2 separate regions of the Homo sapiens genome follow, and region 2 is linked to region 1. Evidence: read pairs that join two places in POLR2A ChIA-PET (ENCODE). Cell type or tissue: OCI-LY7. All regions are shown on one strand. Links, peaks and the distances in the headings refer to the core of each region. The heading gives the core; the rest is flanking DNA. Region 1 has its middle 11 kb from the start of UBE2E1. Region 2 overlaps UBE2E2 (ubiquitin conjugating enzyme E2 E2).

Region 1 (11,162 bases), core at 2,993-7,992:
AAGGACTGGGAAAATACTAGGTCTTTCTTTACTGGAGAAATTTACTTTGCACTTTTTTTTAAGAAGGTAAGGAATCCCTGGTTGAAATGTTAGGTTGGGGGCTGAGAATTAAAAAGTATGTTCCCGAACCCACCAAAACAATCTGCTGTGAAAACGTGTTTTAAAAACTAGTGCAAAGAAACTTGGAGGAAGAAACGAAGAAACTTGTTTGTTTCACAGATATGTCAAAGGGTTTCCTCTTCCACAGATGGAAGGAGCGGGTGGTGACTGGGAGAAAGCGGAGAGGACAGAGAAGGGGGGAAGTCAGGAAGACGCCACAGAGAGGGAGCATCCATTTACAAACTTTCTGGCACATTATGTCTTTTCTGCAAGATCTGACTGTTTGGGGAATAGAGCTTCCTGAGCAAATGTTAATTGTCTCACTTGCTAAGGTAAATCTTAACAAGGAGGAAGAAGCAAATTAGAATGAATCAAATAAAAGTTCACCTAAGTTTTGGTCCCCATGCCCCCCGCCTTTCCCCCCACCCCCCCCAACAGTGGAGGAGGATGAATGGAGAGCGGAAGGTGGGCTCTGCCTTCTGATGATGACAGGAACATGCGCACCTAGGCAGGTGCTGTGGCTCAAGCCCAGCATTTTCCTCCAGGATGACTGTCTCAAGGGCAATTGCATGGCTTAATTATACAATCTAGTTGTCAGCTGTCAGTCAGAGCCTTGACTGAAGGGTGGTTATGGCTGAGATGGAGACAAGGAAGAGCGAGATGATTCCAAAGATTTCTGGGGCTTTTCTCAGATTTTCCTAAGGTGCAACTCAGCTGCTGGCCTTCCTTGCGCTGTGGTCCACCTGCCGCAGCCTGGCATCATGAAAGTCCTTCTCAGGCTATAGTTTTGTTTTGTTCCCATGAGTGGCATCAGGGACCCCTGAATTTTTTCCAGAATACTCTCCTTTTTTTTTTTTTTTTTTTTTTTTTTTGAGATGAGTTTCACTCGCTTTCCAGGCTGGAGTGCAATGGCGCGATCTCAGCTCACTGCAACCTCTGCCTCCCAGGTTCAAGCGATTCTCCTGCCTCAGCCTCCAGAGTAGCTGGGATTATAGGCATGTGCCACCACACCTGGCTAATTTTTTTTTGTATTTTTAGTAGAGACGAGGTTTCTCCATGTTGGTCAGGCTCGTCTCGAACTCCCGACCTCAGGTGATCCACCCGCCTTGACCTCCCAAAGTGTTGGGACTACATGTGTGAGCCACTGCGCCCGACCTAATGCTCTCCTTCTTGAACAATGCATTTAGGCCCGCCCAACTAGATGTACAAAGACTACAAATATCAGGGGCCAATAAATGCATGATGATGACAGCATCCAAAGGCACTGTATAGTTTACAGAGCACCCCCTCCTACCCACAACGTGACCTTATTTGATCCTTAGTGCAGCCCGTGAGGCATGGCTTCATAGCATCATATTATAACTGAGGAAACAAGGACCAGGGAGATGAAGTGACTTGACCCAATCACACAGAAAGTGAAGTGTTGAATAATACTGAGGAAACCAAGTTTGAAATATGAAAAAGATAACATGATATCTGGTACAGAATAAATGTTCCCCAACTTAACATGAAGTTTGGTGGAATTTACATTCTGGTCAGGCTATTTTAGGCGACCAGCTTACTATTTATGTACCTCTGCTGACTTTCTCTTCTGTGGCTAGTTTGACAGCTGTTTATTCATTCACTCATTCATTCATTTATTCATTCAACAAATATTTATTGATTGACTCCTGGCTGAAACCCAAGGCGATGGGAAAGAAGACACACTCACTGCCTGCCAGAGCCTTGAGGGGGGAGGCGGAAAGGGCAATGCGGGGTGCAGAGCAGCTGTAGACACCAGGGCGGCTGTGAGCATCTTCATGAATAATGCCCACAGACTACCCAGGGGAGTGAGAAGGAGAGAAAACCTCTGGGAGTGGCAAGAATTCTCTTCCACTGCTGATGCAGGAAACAGGAGTTTGAGTTCCAGCTTCTAAAACTGCATTTTATAACTCAATTCCTCGTGTTGTGTAGTTCTGGGTTTAGCAAAAGGCATTCTACTAGGTTTTGAGTTTGCATCTTTTTCGAGTTTGAAATTCAGTTGATGAAAATTGTTTTCATTATTTATTGTCATCTGTGCGCAGCTGGGAGGTTGGGCTCTGGAGTCAGATAGTCCTGACTCTGCTGCCTAACCTCCATGTGACTTGGTTTAACTACTTAACCTCTCTAAGCCTCAGTCTTCTCATCTGTAAATTGGGGATAATAAATGCAGCTACCTTACAGGGCTGATTAAGTGAAACAGTGCAGGTGAAGTGCTCAGAACTAGTAAGAAAACAGTATGTATCAGCTAGTATTAACACTGTACAAACCCACACCCAAAGATAATGTTTAGAAGCTTTTGAGTAGAAATAAGCTATATGAAATTTCATGAAACCACTTTTTTTCTCTTATAGCCATTTAGGCATCATAAAAGACAGTTCTGATTTTTAAATTTTGTCATATCATTAGTTACCTTACCATAGCTTGCTGATCTTTGGAGTTTGGTTTCCTTCCTCCAATGGGTGATGTATATATTTTTAAATTGATTTCAAAGGTCTTAATGGCTTTCATATAAAGTCATAATAAATATTTCCAGGATTAGGACTATTACAGCTACCAAATTAAACATTTTATATTTCTAATAGTTGAAACAGAAGGGGAAGGCAGGAGAAAAAAAACCTCTTAGTGACTTTAGTGGCAAAGAGCTTCTGGGGAATGCACACAGTATTCACAGCTATCTTTACCGTGTGTGGGCATAAAACATGATGGCTTTGGCTGAGGTTTCTAGGGGCTCAGATACTGTTTGCCAAGTATGATTTCACACCTTGGAGAAGACCGATGCTCATCTAAGAGGTTAACACAGAGGGCACATTGGGCAGTGTCTCTTTAGATACCGTAAACATAACCTTTAAAAAAGAAACTGTGGCCGGACCTGGTGGCTCACACCTGTAATCCCAACACTTTGGGAGTCCAAGGTGGGTAGATCACCTGAGGTTAGGAGTTTGAGACCAGCCTGGCCAACATGGTGAAACCCTGTCTCTACTAAAAATACAAAAATTAGTGGGGCATGGTGGCGTGCACCCGTTGTCCCAGCTACTAGGGAGGCTGAGGCAGGAGAATGGCTTGAACCCAGGAGTCATAGGCTGCAGTGAGCTGAGATCGTGCCACTGCACCCCAGCCTGGGTGACAGAGCAGACACCATCTCAAAAAATAATAATAATAAATTAAATAAATAAATAATAAAATTAAAATAAAGAAATTGCATGGTCACTTTGTTTGGGTATAATTGACCAACCATCTTGATTCAAAAACCAAGATTAAAAAAAATCCTTTAAAAAAAAAAGGACTTTTTTTTAAAAACAGAAACAGCAGAATGGATCCTTCCAGAACCACATGGTCCCTTAATATTGTTTTAGGACCAACTAAAGCTATTTGGAAATCAATATTTAAACATTTTTATGAAGTGAGCCATATGTCAAACAGGACAAAAGGAGTAGAATTGTAAAGAAGAAAGCATAGAATAACTGTTTATGGTGTTAGTTCCTATGTCTATTTGCCTCTAGGCAAAGTTTTTTTTTTATTATTGTTGATGTGATTCCTTTTATTCTGTTGTCAGTACCACTAGAGCAGGTACTTAATAAATGATTCTGATTGTTACTTTATATTCATATTGCATGTCTCACTTTAAGTACCTATTTGTTTTACGGTTATTAAAGTAATACAGTAGCAGCAATGGAAGTCTGAAAAACAGAGAAAAACAAAATAAAAATGTCTTCTCCATCCTCTAATACAACAACTGGTACTTCTGGGTCATTGCTTTACTTTTGTATGATACATACGATTTCCTACGGAGTCTCTGCAGCCAGGCTGGCTGGCTTTCCATCCCACCTCCCCCTCTTACCAGCTGTTTGACCTTGGCCAAGTTGCTTGAACTCTCTGTGGCTCAGTATCCTCACCTATACAATGGAGGTGATAATAGTACTCATCTCTCATGGTTATTGTGGGGATTAGCTGAAATAGTGAGTGGCAAGCTCTTGCACAGGGCTTGACATAGTGATTGCTCAATAAATGATAGGTATTGGTGGTGGTGTTATTATGATGTTGCTGTCATCGTCTCCTGTGGTTTTTATCATACCTTGTGAAGTTAGAGAGACTAGTATTAGTTTTGTCTCTCATAGAAAACTGATAAAAGAGGCTAAATGATGTTCACAGTTCCAGCTTCAGCTCCAGTGGTGGTAAGACAAATGAGAAATGGTAGATATTGCTCCTTCTCAAGAGACGGTTTTTAAGTGGCAAGCAGTCATCACTTCCTGATGTGATACAATGGGACATACACAGTGTCACTTATGCTATGACTTGACTATCTTGCCAAAAATGTGTAACTGGCATCGAATCACGCCTTACTATGAAACCCTAAATTATAAGACATAGAAGAGATAGAGTTCCTCAAAAGAGAAGGTTGCAGAAAAAAAAGAAAAAAACTAGAAAAAAAAAAGAGATAGAGGGGTCATGTTAAATGGTAGCGTGTAGAAAAACAATCAAGCTAATCCAGAATGTGGGACATTCTGCAATACAAACTAGCCATACATCTTTTCAACAAGTCAATGCTACAAATAAAAGAAAGGCAAAAGAGGTGGAATAATTGGGGTTTGTTCTAAATTAAAAGAAACATAACAGGCCCAGTGTAGTGGCTCATGCCTGTAATTCCAGCATTTTGGAACGCTGAGGCAGGTGGATTGCTTGAGGCCAGGAGTTCAAGACCAGCCTGGGCAACATGGCAAGATCCCATCTCTATAAAAAATACAAAAATTAGCTGGGTATGGTGGCTCACGTGGGTAGTCCCAGCTATTTGGGAGGCTGAGGTGGAAGGATCACTTGAGCCTGGGAGATCGAGGCTGCAATGAGCCATGTTTGTGCTGCTGCATTCCAGCCTGGGCGACAGAGTGAGAGACAAAACAAACAAAAGCAGTGTTCATGATCTTTAGTAGAATAGTGATTTGAACCTAAAAGAAAATTAGAGAATTAAATATGGACAGAATATTTATACAATACCAGGGACCTATTGCTAGTTTTGTCAAATGTGATAATAGTGTGTCTAGCTTTTGAAAAATCATGTTGAAGAATTTAAGGGTAAATTATCTTTTTTTTTTTTGAGACACAGTCTCGCTCTGTTGCCCAACTGGAGTGCAGTGACACAATCTCGGCTCACCGCAACCTCCGCCTCACAGGTTCAAGCAATTCTCCTGCCTCATCCTCCTGAGTAGCTGGGATTACAGGCTCATGCCACCACACCTGGCTCATTTTTGTGTATTTAGTAGAGATGGGGTTTCACCATGTTGGCCAGGCTGGTCTCAAACTCCTGACTTCAGGTGATCCGCCCACCTCGGCCTCCCAAAGGGCTGGGATTACAGGCATGAGCCACTGTGCCTGGCTGGGTAAATTATCTTGATATCTATAATTTACATTAAAATGATTTAGCAAAAAAATGATTTGAAAATTTTTGATAATAAAAAGTAAACAAAATTTAAAAGAACCATTTTAGAAAGCAGAAGTTATGTGTCAAAGTTGTTCAGGACATGACCCAGCACAGTGCCATATCCAAATGTCCATTTGGTGATGGTGACACACAACACAGCTCTGCCTTCCACATCTTACACAATTAGGAGTTCATGTACATTTCATGAGGAGAGGACACAAAAATCCTACATTTAAGGGGGAGAAAACACCCCACCTTATACTCCTAAGGAAAACCTCTTTAGCCATTCCTACAAAGGGTCAAACCTAAATTCTCTAGTTTGGGGGCCTGTGTAGCACTTAGATGTGCAATAAATAAATGATAGGATAAAATTAATAATATGGGTTTATAATATAAACACATTGGAACTGTAAGTACTTTAAAAAAAATCAGAGCATAGTTAATAGTCTGGGTAAAGATTGATTCACAAGCAGAGACAGAGCTAAGAAAAATCTATAGGATTTGAATTCCCAACTCTAGGATCTGCACTAAGCCACTCATTTACAAGTGAGAAAGTTTGGGGAGAGTAAATGTATTCACCTCCCAGTTCATAAAATCTTTATTTTACTTTCAAGCCAAGTTTGAGAAAAATCACAAGTTTTCATTTTATTCTCTAGCAGTTTCCAAAAATAACATCTTAAATATATACCTCATAGACCAACCCACCACCCCAAAGATTTATTTTAAGCTAAGACACAACTGGAACCAAGTGAACTCTCAGCACTGGAACATAAATCTCAGTGTTAGAAAGAATCCTCATCTATCTTTCTATACTAGTCACAGATACACTGGTACCAAGGAGTGATCGAGAAATTGGGGGTACTGGCTTTTTTTTTTATTATTTGAGGGTTTCTGAATAGAAATCTTAACTTTTTATAATTACGAGAAAAAAACTGTTTTCAAAAAAAGTTGTGGCTCTCAACCCCTCAATATAGTAAAAATTAAGAACCCTAAGAAGAGAGCAAATGTTTCCTCAAATTATCCAGTCTTAAGTCTCTCTTCTAGATTAGACGTAAGAACCTGAATAACTCACAGATGTTTCTGAGAATGGCCTTTTCAAACAAAAAGTGCTGATTATGATAGGTGTATTGCTTCCAAGAATAAATGAGCAAATCTTACAGAGGAGAATTAGCCTGTTAAGAAGCCTAAATATTTTCACCAACATTTTCCATACTTGCCCACCTTGTGATTGACAAACTTCCCAGGGAAGTTTTTTTGTGTTTTAAACTTTGAAAATCCTAACTTGCTCACAGCCAGCTGTTTTTTAGATCTCTCGATTTAACATTTCTAAGAGGCTGGACTATCCTTCCATCTAAAGAGAAAGAGAATTAATTCCAGTAATGGACATAAATCCTTTGAAAACATCCTTCTCTTGATAGTTTTCCAGAACAACTTAAGCAGAAGCATCACGTACATGGGCCATTCTGATTCACTCATTTAGAGGGGAACATTTCTGGGCAAACCCCAGATGTTTTCTGACCTACCTGTTTGTTCATGCTCTTTCAGGGCCCTTGTCAGTGTAATAATCAATCAACAGGTGGTTACTCAGCTCCAGGAATGAGCTTGGCACTGGGGTGGAGCTGGAATACAGCAGGGATCCTGGCCTCCCTTTGCTTGCAACTTCTTGACCAGCAGGAAACAACACAAAATAGTATATAAGTGAGATTCGGCTGCATGCATTCTTGTAGTAACTAAAGCTTTCATTCTTAGCAACTCTGGATCAGCCAAAGAAAGGTCGCTGAACTGAACGTTGAAACAATACGTTAGGCCAGGAGACATGTTAGACTGGACTGGTAACAGCTACTTTTTTTTTTTTTTGAGACGGAGTCTCGCCCTGTTGCCCAGGCTGGAGTGCTGTGGCGCGATCTCGGCTCACTACAAGCTCCGCCTCCTGGGTTCAAGCCATTCTCCTGCTTCAGCCTCCCAAGCAGCTGGGACCACAGGCGCCCGCCACCACGCCCGGCTAATTTTTTTTGTATTTTTAGTAGAGACGGGGGTTTCACAATGTTAGCCAGGATGGTCTCTATCTCCTGACCTCGTGATCTACCCGCCTTGCCTTGGCCTCCCAAAGTGCTGGGATTACAGACGTGAGCCACCGCGCCGGGCCAACAGCTACTATTTATTGGGTAGTTAGGCCGTGCCAGGAACAGGACTAAGCATTTTACAGATGTTTCTCATTTACCCTTCAAAAAAACCTTATGAAGTGAGTTTTATTTTCCCAGTTTTACATATGCAGCAACAAAGTTTCAGGCAGATTTTATAACTTTCCAAGGATGCGTAGCCAGTAAGCAGCAAGGCAGGTATGAAAACTCAGGTCTGTTCATTCTCATAACTACCCTGAGCTGGGCTCTTCTCTGGGATGGAGGAGTGGAGAAAAACGAAGCAATGGGGAAAAGGGGGCAAGGATACTGCTTAAGTTTCTGCCCCTGACAATCTGTGGAGAACCCAGTGGTGATGTGTGTAGTTTCAGCCACAAAACCAAAGTGATTACGCTCACCATTTTCCTGTTTCCTACTACTTCACCAAGATCTGAAGAGACTTTTCAAGATGACTAAAGTCAGAGATGAAAAGGGGATGTAGGAATCTTTGCTTCTATCCTCTCAATCACGTTGGGAAAGTATCTGTGTGGGCTTCTTTTTTTTTTTTTTCTTTTTGAGGCGGAATCTTGCTCTGTCACCCAGGCTGGAGTGCAGTGGTGTGATCTAGGTTCACTGCAACCTCCACGTCCCAGGTTCAAGCCATTCTCCTGCCTCAGCCTCCGGAGTAGCTGGGACTACAGGCACACGCCACCATGCCCAGATAATTTTTGTATTTTTAGTAGAGACGGGGTTTCACCATATCGGCCAGGCTGGTCTCGAACTCCTGAACTTGTGATCCACCTGCCTCAGCCTCCCAAAGTGCTGGGATTACAGGCTTGAGCCACCACGCCCAGCCTTAGGTTAACTTTCAGTTAAGTAATTCAGGAAACAAGGGGTGTGTGTGTGTGTGTGTGTGTGTGTGTGTCCAGCCCAATGCTCACTACTGGGTGGACATCAAAGACTATGAGACAGCCCAGATCCTGGAAAGCAGTAGTAGCTGGGTAGATAGAATGAGAACATGCCTCCATGGAGCTTTCCTCTTGCTTCTGTAGTCCCTGCCTGCTGCTCCATGCTTGAAGTATAGAGATGTGGATTCCACAAGTCCCCATAGTCAACTTTGGTTCCCTCAAGGGAAAGGTCTCGGTTCTGCTGCTACCTACTTGCCTGACCTCAGAAAACTCATCCTTTCTTCCTGCACCTTAGTGTCTTCAACTGTCAAAAGAACGGGGAACACCTGATGGTCTCTAGAGTTCTTCCGGTTTGGAATTCTGTGACTCTGATGTCAAGGCTTTAATTCCTTACAATGCTGGGGGTTGGGGGGTGGCGGTCACTTTAGGCTTCACCTTGGGGTCACCCACCCTCTTTCAGTGAACAACACCCACCCACACGTTCCTTGTCAACTGCTTGATGGTGTAATCATGTATGCATGAATCACGGAACATCAGAAGAGATGGGGAAAAGAGAAAGAAAGGAATAGTACTAAAGGCAAGGATATCTTTCATTCCCTACCTTGGTTAACTTTTTCTTGCATGCCTACTAAGGGCCAAGCACTGTTCTAAAAACAGTTCTAAGCAGACAAATTCTCTAACATGGGACTTAGATTCCCAGAGCTTCAACATTAAACAGTGATTAATTAAAATAAGTACGGAGAATTAGGAATTAGGAGCTGCTTCCCCAAGCCTAGACTTCCTCAATGGCGTCTTTCCTTGGTTTCCTTGACTCCTTTCTGGCTTTTCTATCAAACTAATCTTCTTAAAATACCCAGAGGCTAAAATGCCTGTAATGTTTATCCCTTGTACTTTTTATCCTGTAATGAAATCCAGGCTTCTTAGCTCACTGTTGAGCCCCTCCACAAGCTCTTGGTACCTACTTTTCATCCTTCTTCCTCTCTGTTCACTTAGTTTTCTGAGTCTTTCAACCAAATTAGTCTATTCATGGTCTTCCTAATCGCTTTCTGCATTTTTCTGCTTCCATAGATATTTTTTGTTCTTTAAAGATTCAGTGGTTGGATTTTAAAAGTATACTAAAGTAATGCACATTTATTTTAAGAAATGATACAGAAATATGTAATGAGTTAGCAATCTCTCCTTCATTCCACTCCGTTTCATTTCCTCTGAGGTAACTACATATTTATATTTTTTAAGTTTTGAACTTATGGAAAAGTCACAAAAATAATACAGAAAACGTCCATATACCCTTTACCCAGATTTACCAATTAGTAACATTTTTTAACTCTTTGAAATAGTTTGCAGATATCACGTGCCTTTACACCTTCATAGCTCAGTGTCTATTTCCCAAAAGCAAAAATATTCTTCATATAGTTATCAACTTCAGGAAATTTAACATTGATACAATACTTTAATCTAACTTCCATACTCTAATTTTTTCAATTGACCCAATTCTGTTCTTCATAATTTTTTTGCCGTTCAGTACAGTGTCTGATCAGGATCACATATTATATTTAGTTCTTGTGCTTCTTTAGTCTCCTTTAATCTAAAGTCTCAATTTTTCCTTGTCTTTCATGCCAGTGATGCTTTTAAAGAATAAAGGCCAGTTTCTTTTTGTTTCTAATAAAATACTATTTTGATAATATATTTTACAGTTTATAATTTATATATATGTAATTTTATATTTTAATAATAGTCTATTTCAGGTCTGATGTTTTTCCACATCATTTTCAACGTCATTTCAATACCTGAGAATGTCTCTTCATTTTCCCAAGCCCTACTTGTCGTTCTAGGCTCAGCTCTAATCCCTTTTCCTCTGGTCCTTACTGGAGGCCAGAGGGTACCTCTTGGAACTCTTTACATCTTGGGTCCAGTGTGGTAGCTCATGCCTGTAATCCCAGTGACTCCACTGGGGAGGCCAAAGCAAGAGGATTGCTTGATCCCAGGAGTTTGAGGTTACAGCGAGCTATGATTGAGCCACTTCACTCTAGCCTGGGTGACAGAGCAAGACCCTGTCTCTAAAAAGAAAAGAAAAAAAAGAAACAACTTTTTACATCTGTCATAGCACTTAGCACTGTACTTAGCCTACACAGACTAATTAATAAATATTTGTTGATTAATTTATTTGAGGCACAGCCATGAGTTCAATCAGTGGCAAAGACAGAACTTGTCCTGTAGGCTTAGCAAGTCGAGATTGGTATCTTTGCTGCCAATTGCTTCTGGGGTTTACAATTATTGAGGTAAATTTTGGATTCAAATTGGATCCTTGACTATAGATTTGCCACACCATGGAACTGTGGAGAAGTTGATATTTTTTAAAAGTTTCACAATAGATAATTAAGAACATGAAATAAAAATATTTATTCCCTACTATTTTATTCCTCCAAATTTCAGTAAACTGGAAGAGTGTTCAATTCAGGAAAAGGTTTCAGAGACTAATGAACCAAACTGCTCAAATTATAATCCTACATATTCTAATATAGTCTATTCTTGTGTGATCAATGTATAGAAAGTTGAAGAAGGCTAGTTTGTTTAAAAAATAGGTCCTACAGAGGAGATGCTACA
Region 2 (11,162 bases), core at 2,853-7,852, 350 kb before region 1:
CCTCATTTTTATCACAGTTAGGGAATGTTTCACAGAGTATTTTGCATAATACTATGAGCTGGGTGCTACAAGACATTTAAAAAATAATAGCTGGTTTCTGCCATTGACACTCTCACTGTGGAGAACAAGACATAAGAGTTGTGTAGTGTAAAGGTAAATCAGTACACATAGAACCCAGACTCCTAACCCAGGCCCACAGGCCATACGTGAGCTGGCCCCTGCCTGCTTCTGGAGGCTCATCTCTTGTTCTTTCTCCCTTTCACTTGACTCTGGCCACGTTGGCCTTCCTTCCACTTCCCACACACGCCAGGTTTTTCTCATCCCAGGGCCTTTCTCCTTGTAGTTTACTTGGCCTGAAAAACTCATCCTTACATGTCTGACTCTCTTTTTTCAGGTCTCATTGCAACTACTATTTATAGGGATAGTTCTTCCTTGACCATGCCACCTAAAACTGGCCCTTTTGACTTTTCCATGCATAGTAGGTCCCATGCCACCCACTTAATACCTGTGTAATTTTTCCAAGATGTTTAATTTCTCTGTGCCACAGTTTGCTAATCTGTAAATCCAGGAGTATTTTAATAGATTAGGTTTTTGTGACAGTTAAATGCATTAATATCATGTAAAGTGCTAATTATAAGAATCTCTGGCATATAGTGATTGCTCAGCAAATGCAATCAGTTTCTGACCTTCATCTTCATCATTAAGGGTAAAAGAAGTAGTGTAAAACGTAAGTACTATAGGAGCTCAGAAAGGAGAGGAATGCCGGAGGCCCTGAATCACCATGAACACTTTCCTTGTGACAGTAGAATCGAACCTCACTGCTTCTGTATAGTGTCTGGCATGTTTCCGTCAGACAGGCACTCCCTCCTCCTTTGGATTTCTACGTCCTTTTGGTTCTTTGTGTGATACTTGTATCGTAGATTGTGTATATGTTCTCACAGAAAAGGTCATCCTGCATCTCTGCATCCTCAGCATTGTGTGCCGCACACAGGACAGGTGGCCACTTATTTGATTAACATGAGAAAAACACAGAGATTCCATGAAATCAGCAAGTTTTAAACACCCTCAGTGTGGGCAGTAAATGCAGTATGAGCACAGTGACTACAAAGATCAGTTACTGGAAATGACCAAGTTGGAACAGTGAGGGGCAGACTATTGTATGGTCTTAAATTGGCTTTAGAGTCAGATTAATTCAGCAGATTTGAAGAGCATCATTTCATGCCAGTGTCTAAGCTCAGATTGTAGGATCACAAACATGAACCAGTACAGGTTTCTGTAAAGCATTTTAACTTGATTCAGGTGGGACTTCAGTGAGTAAAGCAAGAAAGGTGTTCCAGACAAGCTTCAGAAAGAGCAAAAGTAAAGGTGCAGAGTTGAGAAGGTTCAGGAATTCAGGTTCTCTAGAGAAAAGATTTCCTCATGCTGGAGCAAGAGGAAATAAGGCTGAAGTGAGGGGGTCCAAATTATGGAGGATTTAGGGTACCAGAACCAGAACATCAGCTTTATTCCATAGGAGCCTGTGGAAGGTTTGAGCAAAGGATTGGCAGAAATAGTACTCAAAATTAGATGATACATTTCTGTATTTTCTGTAGTGATAGAAGTTCCTTGAACTTAAATTTGAAAAGGTTTGAATTAAAAGGGACAGATGTTCTCAAGTTATATACTAGACATTTTCAGTAGTTGTACGGTTTTTGAGCTTTTATTAGTTGGTCCTAAGTAAGTTTTATAGCATTATGATAGGCAGTTGGTGACAGCTTAGTCATGTGTTCTTTCTTGAGTAATAATTAAAGTATTAATATTTTTCCTTTTCATTATATTTTATGCATCATGGTTTGATATATGCTTGAAATATTTACTAAATTAGATATTGCTGCATGTGGTCCATCCCACATATAAATGGAAAAGAGAAACTTAACATAGTTCATAAATTAAAATATTTGGTTTCAGCTGTATTCATATTGAAACCATAAAAGAATCAGAATTACTGTGGGTTTATGATTGTCAGGTTACCACCATCACTACAAATTTTCTGATAACAACATATTAGTATTCTGATAAGGTTTGTGGCTTCTTTGCAAGGATATTTGAATACTACTCAACACACTACATAATGGTTAACTATTGTTGTCTTTATTTTAAGGAAGGCATGAATATTGTTAGATTTGCCCCTAAGTAATTGAGTGATCATTTTTATATACAAGAAAATCAGAGTAGAATGCAAAATTTGGAACAGGAACTCAATAATACTTATAAATAAGTTGATTCAAAGAAATGTTTCAATTTCTTGACATTGAATTCATGATGTTTTGCTTTTAACATGTGATTTTTAAAAAATACTGTTATGTGTACAGGGGAAGGCTAACCTGAGACTTTCCCTTCATGCGTATTCTTCCTGTGCACTGCAAAAGGAAACTGTGTGACTGCTTTCCTTCCTGACTGGCCATCACATAGGGTTACTGGCAGATGCCAGGAATCCAAGGACTAAAGGAATAAAGGGTGTGTGTTATAGTACCTGCGCTAAGAGATACTGTCAAACTCAGAGGCACCCCTCCTCCTCCATGTCTTAACCCTAGAATTGTTTTAGAACTTCTTATGGATAAGTGTTTGGATTAAGGGAGATCTGGGAAATGGGATTTGAATTTTAAGCAAGTGAGCCCTGGGGATGGCTAGCTGCCCAAAGTCTCTAGGACCCCAAAGAGATTATGAGAGAGAACGTTGAGAGGTCTGGAATGAATTATACATACTCTTATAATGAACTTTCTCCAGCTTGTCCTTGAGCAGCTGTCTCCATCCCATCCCTCAAGTGCTTTGGAACCCACATCTTATAACAATGGAAAGATAGATAACCTTTTATTTTAATGTGTTTATTTTTATTTTAATGTATTTAAGTAGTTTAAACACTTTCAGCGAAAACGCATTGTATTTCTCACTCCATTCCTCAATCCAGATGTATAACTAAAGTACCATAGTGCTGTCCATTATTAGCCCATTTTGTGTTTTAACCTATACAGTTTGAGGAACAAGAAACCTACCTGACATCAAGATTATACTATCAGTGAAGCCAGAGAAGCTATACTTATTCATTGTAGACATTCTTATCTTTTTAAATTTTTTATATTAAAAAAAAAAAAGAGGCTGGGCATTGTGTATCACGCCTGTAATCCCAGTGCTTTGGGAGGCCGAGGTGGGTGGATCACGAACGAGGTCAGGAGTTCAAGACCAGCCTGGCCAAGATGGTGAAACCCCATCTCTACTAAAAATACAAAAATTAGCCAGGTGCAGTGGCAGGTGCCTGTAATCCCAGCTACTCGGAGGGCTGACGCAGGAGAATCGCTTGAACTCAGGGGTCGGAGGTTGCAGTGAGCCAAGATCACGCCACTGCACTCTAGCCTGAGTGACAGAGTGAGACTCTGTCTCAAAAGAAAAAAAGGAAAAATAATGGGGTCTCACTATGTTGCCCAGGCTGGTCTCAAACTCCTGGACTCAAGCAATCCTTGCATCTCGTCCTCCCAAAGTGCTGAGATTACAGGCATGGGCCATTGTACCCGGCTATCTTATCTTCTTTATATAGATATCTAATAAGATGTAAAATACTGACCTGCATTATCTCCATGTTAACATTTACACTTCAAAATCTGTAAACGGACCCACGTTCATACGCGTGAACAGAAATCTTTCAGCAACAAAAGAGAAAATTGTATTTCTCGATAGAAAGGAAGTGGTCAGATCATGCCAGCCAAACAAATCTGTCAGGCTTTGAAATATAGAACCGTTAGGTAAGATACTGAGAAAAAGGATAAAGTAAGATCAGCCTAAATGTTTCAGTCTAGTTAAGTTGATTTGTATATTACTTAGAAATTTCATTTTCAGGGAAATAGTTTTCAGATTTAAATAACTGTAAAGAGCTGAGTTATTCTTTGACTTGGATTTAAAAAAAAAGAAAAAAAGTGTCCTGAAGTCATTTCCTGCCAGTTTGTCCCCCCAACTTTTTTTCCTGCTCTTCCTGTAACTGGTTCTTGTTACGGCAATGTAGCTGTATATTTAAATCCTAAGAGACTCGCTTATTGTGAGTAGGCAGGGTCAGTAGTCTGCTGAAACAAGCACAGGAAACTTGAAACACCTAGGGGCTATTTTAAAAATCCCTTGCCACTGACATTTTAGTTAGAATTCTAAAGAGAGAATGGGCTGTTTGGATACTGAGCTCCAGTACAAAAGAGCTGGGGTTTTTACACCGACTTGCAAACCACTAAAATCATTTGACCTGGTGTTGTGTCACTTGGGTATTCTGAAGCATCAGATGAAAACTAATATCCACCCTGCAAGGTTGGCAGGCAACAATTGTACCTGTGAAGTGAGCATCTATCAAAGAATTGGGGAAGGAAGGCCGGGCGCAGTGGCTCACGCCTGTAATCCCAGCCAGTACTTTGGGAGGCCAAGGCGGGCAGATCACGACGTCATGAGATCGAGACCGTCCTGGCTAACACAGTGAAACCACGTCTCTACTAAAAATCCAAAAAAAAAAAAAAAAAAAAATTAGCTGGGCATGGTGGCGGGCGCCTGTAGTCCCAGCTACTCGGGAGGCTGAGGCCAGGGAATGGCGTGAACCCGGGAGGCAGAGCTTGCAGTGAGCCGAGATCGCGCCACTGCACTCCAGCCTGGGCGACAAAGCGAGACTCCGTCTCAAAAAAAAAAAAAAAAGAATTGGGTAAGGAAACTTAATGTGTGGAGGAGATGCCACCATCTCTGAAGCACAGACTTTGTTAGAGGAGCTCACTGACTTGTTCCTAATAGTCATGTGGTTGGGGCAGGCCTCTAGCACTGCTGACAGGTAGCATTGATTCTGTCTCATCTTTAAGTTATAGCGTATTCAGTATTGCTTTATGCTATTATTTTTGAAAGGAAGTTGTTAACTGTACAACACTTTAGGTGATATTATGAGCTAACTATTTTAAATATATCATTTTTTTTAATTACCAAAAGCAGTGTCAGAAAATGAAACTCTTCATTTGGGTCGTTTAAAACACATTTGCTTTTGGTGTACCACTTATATTCAAAGACGTTTCATATTTATTTAAGTACTTTAAGAATGTTATTACAAAGCCTTGCTTTGTGATTTAAATTGAAGTTCCCTAGTGTTCATATTGTTAGTTAGAAATTTAGATTTTAGTTCTGTGACTTTTATATTGTTGATTGTAACTTTGGACTTATGTGGCCTGTGTAATACATGCTACAAAAATAAAATCTGGGAGTAAAAGAACATATGTATATTTTAATAAAGACCTCATTAAACATTAGTAACAATAGGATAAGGAATATTAACTGAAACAGACAGGAAATCAGGGTGAAGATCAGGCAGAACTGATCCTTTTATTTACACCAAACTAAATGCACTAAAGAGAAGTTTTAATGAACTTAAGGAGAATACCAAAACATTTCTAAATTTAAAAAAAAAAATGAATCCTGCTACTGATGGGTATATAGCATTAATCTCCCACCCAACCCCCCAAAAAGGACTTGTCTGGCTTCTTGTAAGAGAGGGTGATATTTCATACCTTAATCTTGTGATTAATTCCAAGTATTAAGATCTGTCTTCTGATCCTAAGTGTTCGTAAAGACATATAAAGCATTTTTATGAACTCTTATGCCCTCCTATGTGTAAGGAAGAAAGTCTTACTATGAAGTATAGTTTTAAGTATACTAAATTAAAATGCCTTACATAAGGCACTGAGCTTTCTGTGTTGTTTTCTATAAGATCTTATAAAAGCCTGTTTTATGAGCTTTTATTTTTTGATGTCAGAGCGTTTTTTAAAATCCAAAAGAAATTTTCAAAAGGTAGAATTTTGTAAGTGAATAACTTAGCCAGCCAGATCATCCTTTCCTCAGTCTGTATCCACTACCAGTTTGCCTTCCAGAGATGCATAGATAAGGGGGCGTGGTTACTGATTCTTCTGCTTTCCTGTAGCTCTGCCTGGGGTTTCCCCTCAGAGGAATGTGGTTTGAAAAACTTCCTCCATCACTACTTTGTTTGCAGTATGTATTATTTAATTTTCTTTGATAATATATCAAATATCTATATTAATAATTGAACCAAATTTAGTAATTTAAAATTAACAGCTTGTATATTAGATGTATATTACCTGTGTCCCCTACTAAACTCCCTCACAATAACAACAGTACTTTCCAGTTTTCTACTCACCTCTCTGGCCACACAGCATTCTTCTTTTCTGGCCATTATCCCTCTCGTGGCCATTAATGGACCAAGTGTTAGGTCTTCTTCTCTTTTCTCTTCCTACTCTGTCTTTCCCTCTGAGTGATCTCATCTCTGCCTGTGGTTTCACTTACCACCTCTGAACTCCAGAGGAATGACCTCAAATATCATAAAGGCACCACAGACTATTAGATCTGTCTTAGCTCAGCTTCCCCACTAAGAAGAGCCGGAAGCAGAGCAGCATGTGCTGTTTATTAGGGAACATAATCCCAAGAAGTAGAGTGAGAAACAAGGAGAATATGGTTTGGTAGGGGTGGAGAGTCAATACATGGATAAGCTATTGTGGTACCTGCCACCACTCAGTCCTGTAGGTTCGTTCCTGAAAACTCTCATAAACTGTGCTTTAAGACTGTACCTTGTGAGAGAAGAAAGGAGGAAGAATTTTTTCATTAGTTTCTGTCTCCCATTGGCCAAAGATTCATCTTTCAGTATATTAATTCCTCCATGGGGGTATGCAAGTGGGGAATCCAAAGCAGCGTCAACGCAGATGCCATAGAGTACAAGGCAAGAACTGCCCCCCGAGGCATGAGGCAGGGAACTGTCAGATGTACCTATGTGAAATTGGTGCTGGTTAGACAGCTGGACTAAGATACAAGTAAGGTTGAGAAGATCTGAATGATGCATAAAAGATGCCCAGTATAATACACCCCTTTAACCACTGAGATCCATTCAGGCTCTACATTATACGTAGCTTCCATACTACGATATGAGGCCTCCATTTTTGTGAGAATAAGATGCCTTCACTTCATCCCTGAGATCAGAGGTTATGTGCAATCAGTAACTGAATCCCCTTCAAGGTGGAGCCCTGCCACACTGTCCGAAAGACTTTAGACGGGACAGTTAGAGAAACAAATTACAGTCCCTTCTGCTGCAGCTGACCGTGAGGCAGTAATTGATACACATCTTCTATCACTCATTTTAGGTTTTCTTCACCAGTTTTGTTTTTTTTTTTTTTTTTGCCAGCTTGTGTTGCTTGCCTGCTGAAATAAAATATGACTTATGTCCCTCAAATGTCTGAGCCCTTAGTTGCCTTGCTGTTGTTGATCCATGGTTGTTGAAATATCCCATTTATTGTAACCGCTGGCTATGGAAGCACCACGAGATACCCCAGTGAATCTCTCAAGTTCTGGACATATTTCTTCTTCCCCCATTGTGTAGCTGCAGTCTTTGCTTCTTGTGGTGGTCCAGATTGAATATTCCTAGCAGTAACCTGACTCCCTTTTTTCTACTGATGTACTGGCTTGAGGAATTCAAAGTATCCCAGCAGTATAGTCAGATCTTCAAGTTTATTGGAACTCTTACATGTCCACTGGTGGAAACAATCACCCCTTAACCCCATCTGGAAGTCAGAACCTCTACCTTAGTAGAGATGAAAGTAGGATGGGTAGAAAACACAAGTTTCACAAAGTCAACCCTACTGTCATCCTTCAGTTCCCAGACCTAAGTATTGAAGCTGTTTATAACACAGCACCCTGTAATGGCCATTGCTTCAATGCATATGCATATACCATACCCTGGAGGGCAGTGCTCCAACACTGCAGGAAGTCATCTTCAAGATGTCTCTTCAGCTGATATTTTTTAATAGGCTATTCTGCCTACCTATTGGGCCAGCTGTTATTTGTGAATGGAGTGTACGGTAAAGCAAATGGATTCTAAGGGGATGTGCCCATTGTCATACTTCTTTAGTTATAAGATGGGTACTTTGGGCCTAAGACAGTGTTTGGTGGGATGCCATGTTGATAGATCAGTTATTTTATAAGCCCTGGAATGGTGGTGGTAGCAGAGGTATTGGGAGCTGGAACTAAATCCATGTTCAGATTAGGTATTAATTCTGTAAAGACAAATCATTGCCACCCTGCCACCAACTCTTTTACTCCCTCTACCTCCCCACTCCCATGTAATCTTATGCCAAGTGATCGGTTTCCTTGAGTAATGATGTCATATTGAGTGGTTGTCATCAGTCTCTTTCATTGGCAGTTTACGCATTTAGCAATAGCTTTTCAACATTGGTGAGAGGAAGCACCTTGGCCACTCTATTATGGGCTCACTATGTCAACTCTGTGGTGGCCCAAGTGGAAGGCTGGCTGACAGCCATAGAATAAAGTATCCTATTCACCTCATTGTTGATATTAGACAACACACATGTTGACATGCTCCATTTTGGTAGATACCTCCTGGTAGTTATTGTGAGACACACAAATGCCCCTGATTTGTGCCCAATTCATTTTTCCAGACCTCCTTATCACATCATCTTTCACTGTTGTTTTCTAGGCCCCTGATCAAACAGCCAGACACCATTTACCACTGCCAATGAATCAGAGTATATCTGTAGCTCAGGTCATTTCTCCCTCCATTTGAAATGGATGACCACCACATATACTGCTCCGGTTGTTCTCATCTGCCAAACTTCTTTTACCACAGTTCTTTAGGTCTGCTCCTGAATAAGGCTGCAGTGCAACAGCAGTTCATATTTGGCTAGATCGGAAATCCTTTTTGCCTTGACAGTTGGTCATGAAGGAGAAAGGCGTTAGTGATGTGGGAGTCTGAGTTACCTGTGAATGTAATTTTTTCATGCCTCCTGAATGTGCCTGTGCCTAATCCCAAATATACCATTTCCATCATACAACGGGTTGTTTCTCTGCCCGTCTTGCTACTCAGTGGGTACTTTAAGTCACAGACTTATTTGTTGGCACATAGTGAGGCATGCAAATTCTCTTAGGGCCCTGTAACATACTAGGATTTGTTTTTCTAGCAGAAAGTTCTTCTCTGCCACTGAACCCCAAGGATCAGCATTGTGACTTCTCTTTTGGTGCTTGCCAGAGACTCCACAGCATTTTTATCCGTCAATGATAGGTCTTCAGCCTGGGGGAACAGAGAGAGACCCCATTTCTTAAACAGAGAAAAAAAATAGGTCTTGTACCATGAGATCCATTGGTCACAGATGCACCATAGCTGGGACCTGCTACAGAGTCTTCTTTATCACACTCGGTCACTCTTGAAACTGGCATCCTTCGGGGTCTCTGATAAATGGATCAAAACGGTGTTAAAAGTACTGCATATAAATATACAGCCTCCAGGATCAAAGAAGGTCCACCTTTTTCTTAACAGTAGATTTGAGAGATGCAAAAACTTGTTTACCTTAAAGAGGATGTTCTCAGCATGGCCTGGAGCCCTGAACTCCTTAAAAAGTTTGGCAGTGTGTGCCCATAACCCTTAATTTTTGTGAAATGTCTGCTATGTGTATTTTACTTAAGCTGGCTAGGGTACTTTCCATTTTGTGCTAACCAGATGCAGTTAGTATGCTATCATGAATATAATGGAATGTGAAGATATCCCGGCTGACTGAATTTTGAGTGAGATCGTAAGAGTTAACATTGCCCTGGGGAAGGATATTATGGTCTCTTTGCCATTGTGAAAGTTACCTGCCTTTCATCTTCCCTACTGATAGGGACTGAGAAGAAAGCATTCACCATATCAGTAGCTGAGTACCAAATTGATACCATATCTGGCATGCCAGTTACTACTGGGGATTCTACCAGTTTAAGGTTACAGTTATTCATTATCCGTCTGTTTGGTTTTTTTTTTTTTTTTTTTTTATCCGTAGGGTCATAAAAGGTATAGAAAGAGAATATGGTGAGGACCACCACCCCTGCATCTTTAAGTCTTTGATAGTGCTCTTCTCTGTAGTTCCCGAGACTTGGGTCAAAACTTTATTAATTAATTGGCCTCCATAAACCCTCACTCTGACCAGAAGAGCGTGCTGGCATTTCAGGTCCCCCAGTATTGGTGTAGTTTAGAACTCAATTGTAATAGGCCTCAAAAAGTTTGGGATTTCCCTTTCCCCAGTGCAGTTATCCATGCAAAACAGTCCTTACATGCTGTTTCCTCTGCCTGACACATTTCATTCTCCCTGCTTTCCTTAGGTATTATCTGATTTCCCTGACTAGGTCAGATCAGCCATATGTTACTAAATGATGTGCATCTTTTTTTCAGTACTTACAACAGTAGTAGTTTTATATTAATTTTCTGTGTTTATTTAATTAATGCCAGTCTCTATGTAAGTTCCCTGAGAGTAGTGTCATTACCTGTTTGTGCACTGCCCTGTCCCTTGGTGCCTGTGTCACATATTAGGTGATTAATAACTATTTGAGGAATGAATAGTTAGATGGGTGAAAGGAAGTGAAAGAAAAGCATTTTGTCCCAACATCAGGAGCCCTGTTATTGTATCTCATCAGTTCTAAGAAGCCTATTTTTACATATTTTAACCTTTCTGATATCAATTACTTTGGGACAAGTAGTTATTGTGAGTTAGTTGTAGTTATGCATTCTTTAAAAATCTTGCAAAAAGAATGTCAGCAGTTTGGAAGAAAATTCCAGGGGCAGTTGTGGAGAGAAATTTCAAGATACACTACCTCAACAATGCTCTTGATGGCACAAAGGACTACATTTTGTGGAAAAACAATTATCTCTGAGCTGAAAAATGATTCAGAAGAATTAAACTCCAAGTGTGAAGAAGTTTTAGTAATTCTTTTTTTGTTCATGTAATCCTTTCTTTGTGCTCAAGTGTGATATATAGCAAACATGACTGTTACACTTATCAAGAGACCCCTTTCAAGAAGAGTAATATAATTTTTGTGTGATAAGAAATCACTATATTACAGCCTAATTTAGTGAGCTTTTCTCAGTGGTTTGTAAAGTGATGGTGCACCTTATTTTATAGTCAATGAAATATGGTATTACATGGTTGTCTTCAGAGCCTTTATTAACATTCATGGCATTTTGTGTGAATTAGAAAAATGTATTCCTTTCTGCAGGCCAAAACAGCCTTGCAGCTGCATGTGAGGAAGAAAGGTTATTAGGAAACTTTGACAGTATAGCAAAGTAAATATAAAAT

What was found. Peaks named below come from ENCODE experiments on the same cell type or tissue, not always from the same donor. Only the 100,000 strongest peaks of a DNase experiment are listed, where the experiment ranks them.
Region 2: POLR2A ChIA-PET joins it to region 1 with 10 read pairs; 3 of 35 experiments call an interaction of 5 or more read pairs at or near these places.

The regions. Positions count from the first base shown.
Region 1 is chr3:23,789,615-23,800,776 of GRCh38, forward strand. No RefSeq gene overlaps it. Among named protein-coding and RNA genes, the nearest start is that of UBE2E1, 11 kb to the right of the region's middle. In OCI-LY7, for the core only: no CTCF peak of the experiment used is centred there; no DNase peak of the experiment used is centred there.
Region 2 is chr3:23,436,857-23,448,018 of GRCh38, forward strand. All of the region lies in intron 3 of UBE2E2 (ubiquitin conjugating enzyme E2 E2), which reads left to right. Among named protein-coding and RNA genes, the nearest start is that of UBE2E2, 240 kb to the left of the region's middle. RefSeq lists an enhancer at 4,619-4,788 and a cis regulatory region at 4,704. In OCI-LY7, for the core only: no CTCF peak of the experiment used is centred there; DNase peaks (open chromatin) are centred at 3,725, 4,095 and 5,945; H3K4me3 peaks cover 1,279 bases; H3K27ac peaks cover 2,268 bases.